2 separate regions of the Homo sapiens genome follow, and region 2 is linked to region 1. A link is a loop called in an ENCODE intact Hi-C map of the cell type or tissue named here. Cell type or tissue: Caco-2. All regions are shown on one strand.

What was found. Hi-C counts contacts between places; a loop is a spot of excess contacts. Peaks named below come from ENCODE experiments on the same cell type or tissue, not always from the same donor. Only the 100,000 strongest peaks of a DNase experiment are listed, where the experiment ranks them.
Region 2: it touches region 1 in a loop (2.6-fold over the local background); 2 of 110 quality-filtered maps call a loop at or near these places.

What each region holds. Positions count from the first base shown.
Region 1 is chr7:36,791,195-36,799,194 of GRCh38, reverse strand. No RefSeq gene overlaps it. Among named protein-coding and RNA genes, the nearest start is that of AOAH, 71 kb to the right of the region's middle. In Caco-2, no CTCF peak of the experiment used is centred here; DNase peaks (open chromatin) are centred at 1,804, 3,294 and 4,284.
Region 2 is chr7:36,469,469-36,477,468 of GRCh38, reverse strand. No RefSeq gene overlaps it. Among named protein-coding and RNA genes, the nearest start is that of ANLN, 84 kb to the right of the region's middle. In Caco-2, a CTCF peak has its summit at 3,919 (motif pointing left); a DNase peak (open chromatin) is centred at 3,906.

The sequences.
Region 1 (8,000 bases):
AGCAAAATTAGCTGTGAAATGCAAGGATGGCTTAACATTAGAAAATCTCTCTGTAACCCACACATCAGTTAGGGCTTCCCTGTTTCTCAGGAATCTGGACTCCAGTCCTGAATATGGAGCAACACGAAGCAGTTCTTGTAAATCCCAGGCCTTATTTATTTGGGCTTCTGCCTCCTCACTGCCTCTCACCAGCCATCTAGGGCCGGTCACAACAAACTGTAAGCCTTTTCCTCTTCTCGTTTTTCCACAAAAAAATCATTTTCCTTATTTATTTTTAGAATGTTCTGAAATTTGTTTTACCTGGTTACTTTACTAAAAATATAAACATATCACACATGAGGAATCCCGTTGAGGGGTTTCTGACACCATGGTGATATTCTTCCTCCAACTTCATTACCTTCTAAGGCCAGTACTCTCCGGAGATGACCCTTCCTTCGTCTGGAAAAATGTAGTCCTTATTCCAGCTCCCACTTCCCCTCTGATTCCTTCTCACCTACTCATCCCCCATACCACTCTGGAATTTATCTGAAAAATATGTTCTCGTCAGAAATCATTAATGTAACTATCACATTAACAGAATAAAGGAGGGGGCAAAAACATAAAATCACCCTATTAGATGCCCAAAGACATTTGATAAAATTCAGTTTTCATTCTTGAGTTTTAAAATAAAAAAATCTTGTCAAAGATCATGAAGATTTATTTCTAGATCAAATACTTGGCATTATGCTTAACACTAAAACAGTAGAGACACGTAATCAAGCATGAAATACACGTGCCCACCATCACCTGCATCTATCGGGCAATCTTGTTCTGAGAGTGCTAAGATATGCAATTGAATAGAAAATTTAATAAGAACTATAACTATTAGAGACAATTTACCACTATTTTCAGAAAATATAAACATATGAGAATTGCCTGAAAAAAATATTAGAATTCATAGGAGAGTTCAGTAAGATAGTTATAAATAATAAAAAAGTTACATAGCCTCCCTACAAATCAACTACACCATCATTAACCTGTTAGACAATAAAACAGAAAAGCTACACAATAACCACACAAACAGAATTCTGAAGATTAAATTTAATCAGAAATGTGTTAGACTTTTCTAAAGAAACTAAATTTTTTTCCTGAGAGGCATAAAAGAAGAAAAATAAATGGCAAGGCTGCCCATGTCATGTTCTTAAAGAGAAAAACTTGTAAAGATTGCATAATTGTATTTCTACAACAAAGTAATATTTCAGTTAAAAATATGCAGTATATACTTTTATGCCATACTTGTAAGAGTAGATGCACACACATGCACCTGCACACACACATACACACACACACCTGAAATTATATTCCTCCAAATCTCTAGTGTGATTACTCTAAATTGTGGCATTGTTGGCAATGTATCTATTTATTTAAAAAATTACTCACTATATTTTTATTTTAGGGTTTCAGGACAGGACCATAGTTTACTAATGAAAAAAAGATACATACATCATGGAGGAAAAAGCTGAGAATTATTGAGTTATTCTAGATTTTCTCTTTTCATTAAAAATTAACTCAATGTAGCCTAGAGCTCCATGCAAAGAGCCGGCATTGACTTCCTTTCTATATTTTTAATCTTTCTTTGGCTACATATTGCATAATTGTCTATTTGTTCATGATTTCTGAATTCAGTTATATTGCCTAACTTTCTCTCAATCTGCACTGGTTACTTGTGAGATAATAAAGGTAATAAAACACACAAACATATGCGAAGCAATAGGGTAGCCTCTCTGGCAGTATCTTCCCATCTGCTGAGCCTGCCCCACCTTCATCTTGCACCACTTGGTAGCAGCTGGGAATGCCTCAAAACACTGGGAGTCAAGACTCAGTTCAACTTGTACTGAGATGTCACATGCTCTTACAGAGGCGGAAATACCACTATAGTACAGATGTGTGCTTGGTGAAGGGGGCAGGCAAGCAGAAGGAGGGCATTCCACTGCCATAGTTTCCATTCTCATCCACAGTAAGACAGGCTCTTGAAAATGCACACAGACACACTCGGCTGAGTAAAGCCTTGCAGCTCAGAAGGAGCACCTGTGGCCTAATTCTCCACAGCTCAAAACAGATGCCCATGACTGTCCAGTGCAAAGTCCTGGCTGGGAAGCACAGATGTTTGGATCACAGTCACTGTGGACCAATGTGCAAAGTGCTTTGAGCATCAGACAGGCCAGGGGTCAAAGCCTGGCTCTATCGCTGGCTCTACTGCCCTCAGCAAGTCATTCAACCTCCCCTGATGGGCTAGGTCCTCACTTAATGTCATCAATAGGTTCTTGGAAACTGTGATTTTAAGTGAAACAACATACAACAAAATCAATTTTAGCACAGCCTAAGTTAGATAAACAGGAGTGAAGTTCCTATGGCATATTTCTGGTCACAAAAATATCCCCAAACTTCTTATTAAGGGATATTAATAACACTTCTAATATTAAACACTGAAATGAATGTGAGTGAAATGTACATCTAAGAAAGGTTCATAAAAACAAGTAGATAATTATTTACCCACATATTCCAGTTCCGGGTCTCAGGTGGCTGGAGCCTCTCCTGGCAGCTCAGGGCACCAGACAGGAACCCGCCCCGGACAGGGCGCCATCCCCATTGCAGGGTGCACTCACACGCATCCACACTCCATCAGACTGGGACAAAAGAGACACGTCAAAGTACTTGACGTGCACATCTTTGGGATGCGGGAGGAAACCTGAGGCCCTGGAGAAAATCCACGCAGGCATGGGGAGAATGTGCCAACTCCACATATACAGTGGCCCTGGCCAAGAATCAGATTTTGTTCTCATCAATGTTATAACAAAATAACATTGAACAAAACAATTTTATTTGAGGACCTCTTGTACACTGAGGAGCAAAACCAGATTTGCTCCTGGAGCTTAGGGTTCAGCAAGATCCCGCTTGTGAGAATGGGGATACCTTGCAGGGCTATTATGAGATTTCAAATGGGATTAACTTCTGCAAAGCATGAATGTGAACTACAGCAGGGGCTTGTCAATTGTTCTTTCTCTTCAACCTCCACCTCCACCTCCCTCATTGCCTCCTTTCCTTGCTCTTTTCATCCACTCTATTGCTCAGTAACTCCTCCAAATGAGCCAAGACAGAAGATGGGAAAAGACAGCAAGACCAAATTAACAAAGCTTTCTATGGCTAAGAAGACAAAAGTACTGTGACACTGGGAGCTGAACAGTCTACTAAAAACTCAGCTAAGGAGTATCTGCAGAGTCTACCTGGACTTAAACACCCCTGCCCATCTGTAAAGTCACGTCCAAAGGTTGACACATGATGTGTTTTTGTCTGGTTAAAAGTTAGCTTATCTGTAAAGCCACGAGCTAAAAAATAACCAAGTCATCCAAATGTTTGGGCAAACTCTAATGAGAATGGAGCCTTCCAGAGAGCTGTGTTTGTCTTTGTTTTCTCCTGGTGTTTGACTTTGACACCGACTTCTAATCTCAGATGTCATATTAAGAAGAATACACACCAGGTTTATTTCAAATGCATGATAGGTGAGCTGACTAATGAAACTTGGCTTATTTCCCTGTACAGATAGTTCTTTTCCTGCTGAGCAATAATAACAATATGTAATGTGGTTTATTGTTATTCAACGTACTCAGCACCTCTCACTCAAATAAAGGCAGGCTTCAAGGGCATTCATCTTTATGACAACCATGAAACATATCATATGTAAGATCCTGAGCTGTCTCAAAAGACCAAGCTGAACAACTTCTCCAGTAAAATGATCATAGGAGAAAAATCATTGAGAAATGAAGGGAGACTTTTCACCTGTTGAGCTACAGGCTGCTATGATGAGTTGCGTAGCCGATGACACCCTGCAAAATCACAGCCATAGTCATTTTAGAATTTGGAGTGAGAAGGGGAGTGGTGATATAGTTCATGTTTTGCCATTGCAGAGAGGGTTCCAGGGCATCTCCGGGGCTGCAGGCTTGGCCCCTCGGGGAGTCAGCAGTCTCTTGCTGGATAGCCCACCCTCCTGTCCCATACCCAGAGATAATGATTTTATAAGTCTGAAACTTGAAGACCTGAGCATCAAACTTTTTAAACTCTCTGGGTGATCAGATGTACAGTCAGGGCTGAGAATCAGAGCTCCAGATCTCACTTTCTAAATGGGAAACACACCTGGGCAGGACACAGGCCTGGAGCTGCCGGATGTGGGAGGCCAGGCATTGGTAACCTGCCAGCTCTCCCACATGGTGGGGAAGGAGGACTGGCCTGAGCCATTGTTACTCCCACGGCAGGTGGGTCTACACACAGCTGTCCACATTCTAGGGAGGATTCTCCACCAGATGGCGGGACCTCCAGACAGAAGCCAGTTGAAAAGAAAGTCTGTTTTCTCCTAATAATAGACCTTCTGTTCTCTGACATGAGGCAGTGTTAATCAACCCCTCAAAAGATTCTTCCTGCCTCTCCCATCATAAAACCTATGTTCATTGTGTGCTTGGGCCAAATATCATTCAACTTTAAGCTGGAAATGATGATCTCTCTGGTGGTTTTCAAAGCTGTTTGTTTGTTTGTTTGTTTGTTTGTTTTTTGTTTTCCCACAACTCCCCCAATGCCCAAACCAAAGCCTGTGTGAAATTCTGATCTCCATAAAAGGCAAACGCAGAGGTGCTGGGGTGACATTGGCAAGCAGGAGCCCAAGGACTCTCTTTGGACCTGGCCCCACAATGACAGCCCCTGAGGAATCCCCTGAGAAACATAGACTGAAAACCATAGATCTGGTCCCATCGTCTTCCAGGCTCTGAGAAGCTGCCTTGTCCAGGGGCATCTGCTAGTAAACAGATTCACCTGATCTAAACCCAGGTTCCCAGCCTCAAAAGCAGTTCTTGCTTAGCCAAAGGTCTCAGCTACACTGGTGAAGATGGGCTTCTCTGGAGTCTCCAGGAGACATCCAGAATGGAAGGAAAAGGGCCTAGAGGCCTTGTCCTCAGGACTCTCAGAATGCTGACCTGTCCCCACTCTGTCCCTGGCCACTTGTCCCAGCCAACATTATAAAGTGGTACAGGGTACAGGAGGCCGGGCTTGGTGGCTGACGTCTGTAATCCCAGCACATTGGGAGACCAGGCTGGTGGATCACCTGAGGTCGGGAGTTCGAGACCAGCCTGGCCAACATGGTGAAACCCTGTCTCTACTAAAAATACAAAAATTAGCTGGGCATGGTGGTGGGCATCTGTAATACCAGCCACTTGGGAGGCTGAGGCAGGAGAATCACTTGAATCCGGGAAGCAGAGGTTGCAGTGAGCTGAGATCATGCCATTGTACTCCAGCCAGGGCAACAGAGCAAGATTCCATCTCAAATAAAAATAAAAAATAAAAATAAAACAAAACAAACACACAAAAAACAGTATAGGATTGGCCAGGATGTTTCAAAGGGGAGGGAAGGGATGGGACCAAGCTCCCTAACTCACCTAGGCTTGTGCAGCTTCTCTGTGACAGAGCGGGGGTATCTTCAACAGTTGACACCCACCTCCTTTTCCTGAATCCCCCTAGTCAGTATGGCCACCTTCATGTCTTCCCTGGGACCCACTGCCCTCTCCTGCGAGACTCAGATTGCTTCTTATAGGGTATTTCTTTGAACTCCCAACTGACCTCCCCAACTACCTTAAATGGCAATAATATTATTATTCCTAGAACTACTACTACTGTAGCTGCTGCTTTGACCACTGCCTTTATCCTGTGCAAAGCACTGTGCCAAGGCACCACATGCTTAGTTTACATGGTTCTCACCACCATCCTGGGTAACTGGGACCATTACTGGCTTCCTTGCCAAAGAAGGGACAGGTTTAGTGCTGGTATACATTTCCTATCACTGTTGTAACAAATTACCTCTGACATAATGTCTTAAGACACAAATTCATTCATTTATAATTCTGGAGGTCAAAAGTCTGCAATGGAATTTACCAGACTAAAATCAAGATGTTGACAGGGCTGCATCCCTTTCTGGAGGCTCTCTGGGGAGACTCTGTGTCTGTATCATTTCCAGCTTTCTAGAGGCGGCCCACATTGCTTGGCCTGTGACCCGTTCCATCTTCAAACCAGAAATGGTGGGTTGAGTCCTCACATCGCATCACTCTAATCCTCAATTCTGTCTCCATCTCTCACTTATAAGGAAATTTGAGATGACTTTGGGCCCACCTAGATAACCTGGGATATGCCCCCTACCTTAAGGTCAGCCGATTAGCAACCTTAATTTGATCTGCAATCAAAATTTCTCTCTGATATGTATGCAACATATTCACAGGTTCCAAGAATTAGAACATGGACATCTTTGATGGGACGGGGCATTATTCTGCCTTGCTATAGAGATATTATGCAATTTGGAGCTAATAAATGGAGTTTGCTGGATTTGAATCTTGGTCTCTTTGATTCCAAATCCTCTTCCATGAACTCCAATGCACATTGCTACCAGTAAAATTCTACCAACAACATCCCTTCCTAAGACCGTCTTCTGTGGCAGGCACGATCTTGGACACTGGTGGTTCATATATGAATAAGAATTAACCACAGCCCCAGACGAGCTCACAAGCTTGTGGGGGAGAGGCACTTGCAAATGTCAATAAATAACTATAATGGTAAGTGAGAAAGAAGTGTATGCAAACGCTGTGGGTGCACAGAGGAGTGAGTGTCTAATTCCACAGGACTGGGAGGCAGTGTGGGATGGGGTTGGAGAGGATATTTGAAGTAGATCTGAAGGATAATTAATTCACTAGGCAAGGGAGGCGGTGAAGGATGCTCCATGCCTAGAGAATGCTGAGAGAGGCTAAGCCATGTAATTGGCTGGATGTTTGTGGGAAAATGAATTCATTTTGTTGTGGCCAGACAGAATGTCTGAGGTGAAAAGATGGGAACTGAGGTTGGAATGGGTTCTGATATTGAAGGGTCTTAGAGGCCATGCTCATGTTCATTGTGGAGAAAACTGACCTCCATCAAAGGATTTTAAGAGAGAGAGAACCATGATCAAACCTGTACACTGGACGCCTCATTCTGGTAACATCTCAGAAGATAAATTTGTTGGCAGGTTGGAAGTGAGGGGGAAGAGGCTGAGGTCAACATCCAGGTGAAAGATCACAGGGGTCTAAGGAGCGCCATGACCATGGGAATGAAGAGCAAAAGGCAGATTGAGACTGTTCTGAGGTGAACTTAGTCAATATTTGTGGCTGTGTCTTGGAAAAGGGTCATGGGGTGAGGGGCAGCAAGGAAAGTAGAGTCAGGAATTCCCCACCAGCTCTGTAACTCGGGGCTACACGGTAGCTCCCTAAACTGAGGTAGAATTTCATCCAAGCCCACCCCATCATTCATTGCCAAGGATACTTGTAAACTCAGCATCACAGATTTCTAGAGGGAAAAGCTTCTCTCTGGAGCTTGAACCTGTTTACAAAATCATGCAGAAGAAATTGCTCACGGTGACTGATGTGATTCCAAATGCTGAAGTAAGATTGTGCATGTGTGTGTATATGTGTCTGTGTGTGTCTTGGGGGAGGTATCCTTTCTCTAAAGCAACTCCTCACATCCCTGCCTGCAGAAGGGGGCTCCCCTTTGCCCCACCACACAGGACCACTGTGAGCAGAGATTCATCCTCCTGCCTCCTTCCCAAGCCACACCAGTCCTTTCATCACTCCCTCTCACCTTGGCATCTCCCCAGCTCTCCAGGGGAAAGCTAGAACTACGATTCTAATGGCCAGTTTGGTCTTGGCAGGATCTGTTAAAAGAAACTAGGTCTTGGGTGTGTATGTGTTTGTGTGTATCGTTGGGTGTCTGTGCTTGTGTGTTTCTGCATGGGTCTGTGCATGTGAATCTAAATGTGTGTTTGTGTTACAGTTGCCAGATTTGGCAAATAAAAATACAGGGTGCACAATTTAATTCGAATTGCAGGTAAATTATTTCAGCAAATCATTCTTTTAGTATAAGTATGTCCGTGTGTATTTACGCATGCCTATTTAGGGCTTATC
Region 2 (8,000 bases), 320 kb after region 1:
AACTGTAAAAACCCTGGGAGATAATCTAGGAAATACAATTTTGGACATAGGCCCTGGCAAAAATTTCATGACAAAGACACCAAAAGCAATTTCAACAAAAACAAAAATTGACAAATAGGACTTAGTTAAACTACAGGGCTTCTGCACAGAGAAAAACTATCAACAGGGTAAACAGTCTGCCTACAGAATGGGAAAGAATATTGCAAACTATGCATCTGACAAAGGTCTAATATTCAGAATTTATAAGGAACTTAAATTAACAAGCAACAAAAAACCCATAAGAAAGAGAGCAAAGAACATGAACAGGCACTTTTTAAAAGAAGATACATACACAGCCAACAAGCACATGAAAAAATGCTCAACATCACTAATCATTAGAGAAATGCAAATCACACCAGTCAGAATGGCTATTATTAAAAAGTCAAAAAATAACAGATGCTGACAAGGTTACAAAGAAAAGGGAGTGCTTATACACTGCTGGTGGGAATGAAAATTCGTCCAGCCGTTATGGAAAGCACTGTGGTGATTTCTCAAAGAATTTAAAACAGAAATTTCCTTTGACCCAGCAATCCTATTACTGGGTATATACCCAAAGGAATATAAATCATTCTACCATAGAGATACATGCATGCATATGTTCATCATAGCACTATTCACAATAGCAAAGACATGGAATCAACCTAAATACCCATCAACAGTACACTGGATAAAGAAAATGTGGTATATATACACCATGAAACACTACACTGCCTTAAAAAAAAGAACAAGGCCACGTCCTCTGCAACAACATGGATGGAGCTGGAGGTCATTATCCTAAGTGAACTAATGCAGGAACAGAAAACCAAATGCCGCATGTTCTCATACGTAAGTGGGAGCTAAACATTGAGTACACATGGACACAAAGAAGGGAACAGGAGACATCAGGGCCTATGCGAGTATGGAAGGTGGGAGGAGGGAGATGACTGAAAAACCACCTATTGGGTACTATGCTTATTACTTGGGTGACAAAATAATCTGTACACCAAACCCCTGTGACACGCAATTTACCTATATAACAAACCTGCACATGTACCCCTGAACCTAAAATTTTTTTTAATTTTTTTAAAATTATAAATGAATAAATAAAGGCTTTCCAGAAATAACCAGTAGTCAACATCATCGCTCAGATATTTTCAAACTGATTTGGTGGAATTTTGCTGAACTTACAGTATTTTAGGAACAAAGCAGATATTTCCCTACACCAGCAACAACAACAAAAAGAGTACAGGTTTCTTTTTTTCAAGTATCTTTGCTATACACTTTGTAACAGTCCCAAAGCATCCTTCCTGATATGGCCCATATTGAGGCTGAAGGGCTTCTAAGCCACACATACTCTTGGGCTGAAAACACCTAGGAATCTGCCTTTGGCACTCTCATGACCACGTAGAACACAATTTGGAAATTCAGGATACGTTAATAGTGAAAAAATGATGTCCGCAACTCACTTTCAAATGGATAACCAAAAACAGTGTCACTCTAGATACAGATTTAGCTTTAAATCTGTGTGGGTATACAGATAAAGTGAAATAACAAAATATTAACAACTATTGACACTTGGTGGTGAGGATATGAATATGAATTGTAACATTCTTTCAACTTTTATATATTTTTGAATATTTTTTATATTAAAAAGTTGGGGGCCAAGGGAAGTATGAATCTGAACAATAGGCTGAACGTTCTCAGCTAACACCCAGGAATCCCACTAAAGATCATATGTTTTCACAATGACTTTGAAAAAGTGATTCAGAAACTTGTATGCAAAGACTGTATGCACATTTTCCACACAGGACACACCACCACGGGTACAGAGTGGAGGTAAGGACTAATACTTACATATTTCTAGTAGATGTCAATGTCTTAAGTACCTGAGATTTGGAGTCTGTGGCCACAGGGAGTATTACAACTGTACCAAAACAATGTGCTTCACTTTTGCTTCAACAGCAATGGTGGCAGCAACCGCTTAGAAAAGCAATCCAAAACCACAGGTTGCCATCATTAATAAAATACTCCTCTCTTTTTTTGAAGGTGGCAACAAGATAAAAGTAGGAAAAGAGAAGGTGTTAGTATATATGATTAGCTTAGGTTTTACAACATATGACAGAAATCCAAAAGTGACAATGGCTTAAACCCATAGAGGTTTATTCTCTCACATAAAATAAGTCTAAAGATAGTCTAAGAAGATTTGGTGGCATCATTAAGCTATGAGGAACCTGAGTTTATCTTTATACTTTACTGTCCTCAGCACATGGTACCTATCCTCTTGATCCAATATGGCTACTGCAGCTCCAGCCATCATGCCTTTATTCCAAAGAGGAAGAAGAAAAAAAAACACTTCCTTAGTTGTTGGTCCCCTTTTAATGAGTCTTCTTTACATATCATTGGCTGGAACTAAGTCATATGGCCATACCTAGAAATGTAGTCTTAAATTTTGCTGTCAGAGTATCCTTCTCTTCCTCACTGCTCCACTCTCTGCCCCAGTTATATAGTGACTCTGATGTTAAAACAAAGGGGTGGGGAGATGGATGTTGGAAGGCTCTAACAGTATATATCACTGTGGGTTTAGCTGTCCAGGAGATAAGCCAATGGTCTTTTAAACAGATTCTTAATGCATTACCCTAGCATGGGCTCTCTATGCATATCCTGGCTTGGCTTCACATACTGCCCAGACCCCACTCCCAGGCCTGAAAAAGCCAAACTAGGAGGTCAAGTGAAAGCAGGAAGGGTCCTCACCTGAGGGAGCTTGGCCAGAGAGAAGAGTCAGAATTACTGCCGACAGAAGCCAAATAGAGTCAAGCACTCAACCCAGAGGGGCCAAGATGAAAACGGAAGAAAAGGCATCAAAAACAGGATTTTGGAAGGTTAGCAGCAAGGCAGATTAAGGAGTCAGGAAGTGGTCAAAGAAGGTGATTCATAATGTTATCTGGCACATGCACGCTAGAGCTTTCCTTTGTGTGGTCTAAGATGTTTCCCGAGAAACCAGCCAGGGAAGGGACCCTTCTCTGGGGGACATATGTACTGTCTGTGTGGCCTATTATGAGCTCCCCTTTGATTTTGGCACGGGTACAGGACCCAAAAGAACCATGGGGAGCTGAGAAGGTGTGGTATCATAGCCCAGGGCAGAAGCCCTTGACGGCTACATTGTTATCCAGAGATGAAAAGTTGGCCTGTATTTTGCCTGAGGGACGTGATTTGTCCCTGTTAGTACCTGTGCCTGCTTTGTTGTTCCAGCTGTAGTTTGGCATGCTCCAACAGCATTGTGGATTGGGCCCACGCCTACACTGAGGTGACCAATGTCTCCAACTGTTGCATCTGCACTGCCCTCCCAGCAGCAGCTGCGGACAGCTTGCCTTGTCACGTGCATCCAGCTTCTGTGCAGAACTGAACATCACTAGAGACTTGGGATCCCATGGACAATGGGTGGGATGCAACACAGCGGGCTTTGGACAGGGGTGTTGCAAAACCATGGCAAGCCTGCCCCCTGGCTGACTCATAGTGTCCATGATGGATGGGGCTGGCTAATAGGAGATCACGTGGTGCCCCCATCGCAGGTGCCACAATGCATAGAGCAGCACCGGGGAAAAGTCACTGTGGGATGGCTGCCTACTGAGGTTTGTGCAAACACAACACATGTCACCACACCAAGGGTGTGGTGGAACAAGCAGCCTTACCAAGGCTGGGCCCCCCCCATGGACTTCGTGCCCCCTGGGAGTTTATGGGTCTGTGGGGACACAGGATGGCCATGTCTGCCATCCAGTTGGACCAGATGTTGTACCTGGGGTGGCCCAATGTGCCTGCCACTGTGTTTCCCCCATTGCCTAGTTGCTGGCATTATTAGGAGGCACTGCATTCCCGCTTTTTGCGAGGGCAGGGGGCCCCCTGGTGGTTCTATCCCTTAGCAATAACTATCCCTGGAGTAAAAGTCATTACTGTAGAAAAGCAGGTTACAGCCTTTGCAGAGCACACAGCTCGTGCTCTGAATGACACCTGAGTTGCTCTCCTTTTGTTAACTGATGAAGTTGATCAGATCAGGAAGGTGGTGCTACAAAACCAGATGGCTTTAGACACAGTCACAGCTACCCAAGGTGGCACCTGTGCCCTTGTAGGGACACAACGTTGTACATTTATACCTGACAACCACCGGAACATAACAGCAGCTTTACAAAGGGTGTCACAGGAGATTAAGGTGATTGAGCACCTTACTGACGACCCCCTTCAGAGATGGTGGGCATCTCTGGGCTCTGGCCTATGTTGGGCTCTCATAATCATAGGTAGCATAGCAGGAATATTAGTGGTAGGTTTTTGCTCTCTGTATTGTTGCTGTGGCCTGTGGGTCCAGGGTGCTGCTGTATATGCAGGGGTCCCCACCAAGAGGATCCCCTCGGCCTAGGGGGTGTAGTGTAAGGAACATGGCTGTGCTGCAGCCAAGCAGGCACAGGGCAGCAGGCATAGGCCCAGGTAAACAGCTTGGATGATCCAGCAGGTTTGTGGTGCAGGCACACAGTCCCATGTTTATATAATCATAAGCATGTAGACATAACATAGAGAAGCTCATCACCTGGCTCTCAGGCACTATTGTTTGTGTGGTGCATAAATGTAACACTGACTCTGTGAAGGAGCTGCTGAATAAAGCCATCTCCCATCTACCTGCTGTCTCTCAAGTGTTCTTCCAGCTCCCTGCCCTACATCCACCCACTCCCCTCAGCCCTCAGCTGGGGCTGGAACCTGACCCTGAGCATGATAGAATTCTTTATGCTATTATCAGACACTTGTACCTGAGTGTGAATGAAGACACTGAGAGCTGTGTCATGGGGTGCAGGAGACAGACTATCAGGATACTGGGTACCAGGAAGGAAAGGTGGCCAGTGCAGAGGCTGAGGGCATAACTAGATCAAGGGACAAGCCTGTCTGGTGGCCAACCCATAATAAGCACCAAGATATCACTGAAATAGGAGGAAATATTGTGCCAGTTGGCTCGGATTTCTACATTTATTTTCTTACCTTACTGGCAAACTATAATTGGTCTTGTTCTCCCGGATTCCCTCAAAGTGGAAGTAAACATTTGAAAAGCAATCCTCCCATGTGCCCATTGCATGGTGCCACTTTTGGCCTCTCTGTCAGTGATGAAAGTGAATAGGCTGGCAGTCCTACAATGAGAACAACATCAGCAGAATTCCTGGCCCCCAGTGATGTTTGATGTGGTGCTGTTGACAAATAATGAGGGTTCCACTTTATTGTTTAAATTGTAACCCTTTAGGCCAGGCACGGTGGCTAACACCTGTAATCCCAGCACTTTGGGAGGCCAAGGCGGGTGGATCACTTGAGGTCAGGAGTTCGAGACCAGCCTCACCAACATGGTGAAACCAAGTCTCTACTAAAAAAATACAAAAATTAGCCAGGCATGGTGGTGGGCACCTATAATCCCAGCTTCTCAGGAGGCTCAAGCACGAGAATCACTTGAACCCAGGAGGCAGGGGTTGCAGTGAGCTGAGATTGCACCACTGCACTCCAGCCTGGGCAATAGAGCAAGACTCTGTCTCAAAAAAAAAAAAAAAGTTGTAACCATTTAATAAACCTCCCAAAAGGATGTCCCATCCAGAAAAATATAAAACTGAAGGAATACAAGGTAAGTCTACCAAAAAAACAAAAATCACTTGCCACTATGATAGTCAGAAAAAAAATTTAAACATATTTTAACATTTTACAGCTATATGTATTTGTTATCATTCATCATTAGTCAAATGAGTAATGCTATAGAAGTATGAGCAATGGAAAAATTATAAAATAAAAGATATTCCTAAATAAGTTAAAACATTTAGTCTTATAATTTAGTTTAATAATAAGTTTAGTCTAATAATTAGGTTTAAATTTGAAGAAAAGACATATGAAATTTTTTTTTAAACAGAGGGTCTTGCTATTTTGTCCAAGCTGGACTTGAACTCCTGGGCTCAAGCGATCCTCCCACCTCAGCCTCCCAAGTAGCTGAGACTATAGGCATGTGCCACCACACCCAGCTCATGTAATTTTTAAAAGAGAAAAATCCATCCTGTCCCCTTAATGGTTAGCTAAATAAATATTGAGCAAACATGGAAACTATGTTCATTGGGAGGAGTGCCAGATTCTTAGCCTGTGTCAAGCACCCTGTCCTAGCCCTGGTTTAGGACACCTACTTCTCTTTTTCTTTCTTTTTTTTCTTTTTTTTTCTTTTTTTTTTTTTTTGAGACTCTGTCTCCCAGGCTGGAGGGCAGTGGCACAATCTTGTTTCATTGCAACCTCCACCTCCCAGGTTCAGATGATCCTCCTGCCTCAGCCCCACAACTAGCTGGGACTACAGGCATGCACTATCACGCCCAGCTAATTCTGTATTTTTGGTAGAGACACAGTTTCACTATGTTGGTCAGGCTGGTCTTGGACTCCTGACCTCAAGTGATCCACCCGCCTCAGCCTCCCAAACTACTGGGATTACGGGCATAAGACACCTTGCCTGGCTTGCCATTACTTTTTATTTTTAGATGGAGTCTCGCTCTGTTGCCCAGGCTGGAGTGCAGTGGCACGATCTTGGCTCACTGCAACCTGCAACTCCCAAGTTCAAGTCGATTCTCCTGCCTCAGCCTCCCGAGTAGCTGGGATTACAGGCACATGCCACCACACCCGGCTGATTTTTATATTTTTAATAGAGACGGGTTTTGCCATGTTGGCCAGGCTGGTCTTGAACTCCTGACCTCAGGTGATCCATCCTCCTCGGCCTCCCAAAGTGCTGGGATTACAGGCATGAGCCACCACGCCTGGCCGCCATTACTTTTAAATGGCAAAGACCACGATTACTTTTGCTCCAACCTAATACAATCACAAGGAACTGGATTCTACCAACAACTTGAGTGAGCTTGGAAGCAGATTCTTCCCAGAGCCTTCAGATAAGAGCTAAGCCAGCCAACACCTTGACTTCCATCTTGTGAGGCCCTAAGCAGAGGACCCAACTGAGCCACGTGAGGCCCAGACTTCTGACTCACAAACGCTGTAAGATAATAAAGGAGGGCTCTTTTAAGCCTCCAGGTATGTGGTAATGTTTTCTGGCAGCAACGGAAATCAATACAAAGGATCTTTCAAGAAATAGGATTTACAAAGAGAGAATGAAAATCAGTATTAAGAAATGCCACGAGAAGACTAACCCAGAAGTCTCAAAACCAAAATAAAGTCATTCAAGAAACAGGAAACCCAGAAAAACACAGAAGAGGGGATTATCCAAGAAACAATCAGAGAAAAATATCCTGCCCAGCACAATGGATGTCAAAAGACTCCACAAACGTATAACATTTTCCTGAAATTTCAGAACACTGACAACAAAGAAAAGATCCAATAAAGCCTCCAGAGAAAAAAATAAGTCACATCAAAGGATCAAGAATCAGATTCTGTGAGTAAAAAAAAATACTAAAAAGAAGGCCAAGTGTGGTGGCTCACACCTGTAATCCCAGCACTTTGGGAGGCCGAGGCTGGCAGATCACTTGAGGCCAGGAGTTCAAGACCAGCCTGGCTGACATGGCAAAACCCCGTCTCTACTAAAAATACAAAAATTAGCTAGGCATGGTGGCAGTCGCCTGTAATCCCAGCTACTTGGGAGGCTGAGGCAGGAGAATCACTTCAACCTGGGAGGTGGAGGTTGCAGTGAGCCAAGATCATACAACTACACTCCAGCCTGGGTAACAAAGCAATACTCCAGCTCAAAAAAAGAAAAAGAAAACAAAAGAATCAGAAGATCTTTGGACTTCACAACTGAAGTGCTAGAACCTATAAGCAATGGAGCAAAACCTTCAAAAGTCTAAATAAAAGCTATTTCTAGCCTAGAATTCTGTGACTCACCAAACTATCAGCTAAGTGTGATAGTCACCTAATAACATTTTCAGACACATTAGCTCTCAATAAATGTGCCTGCCAGCATCTGTCTCAGATGGTCCAGCAAAACAAGG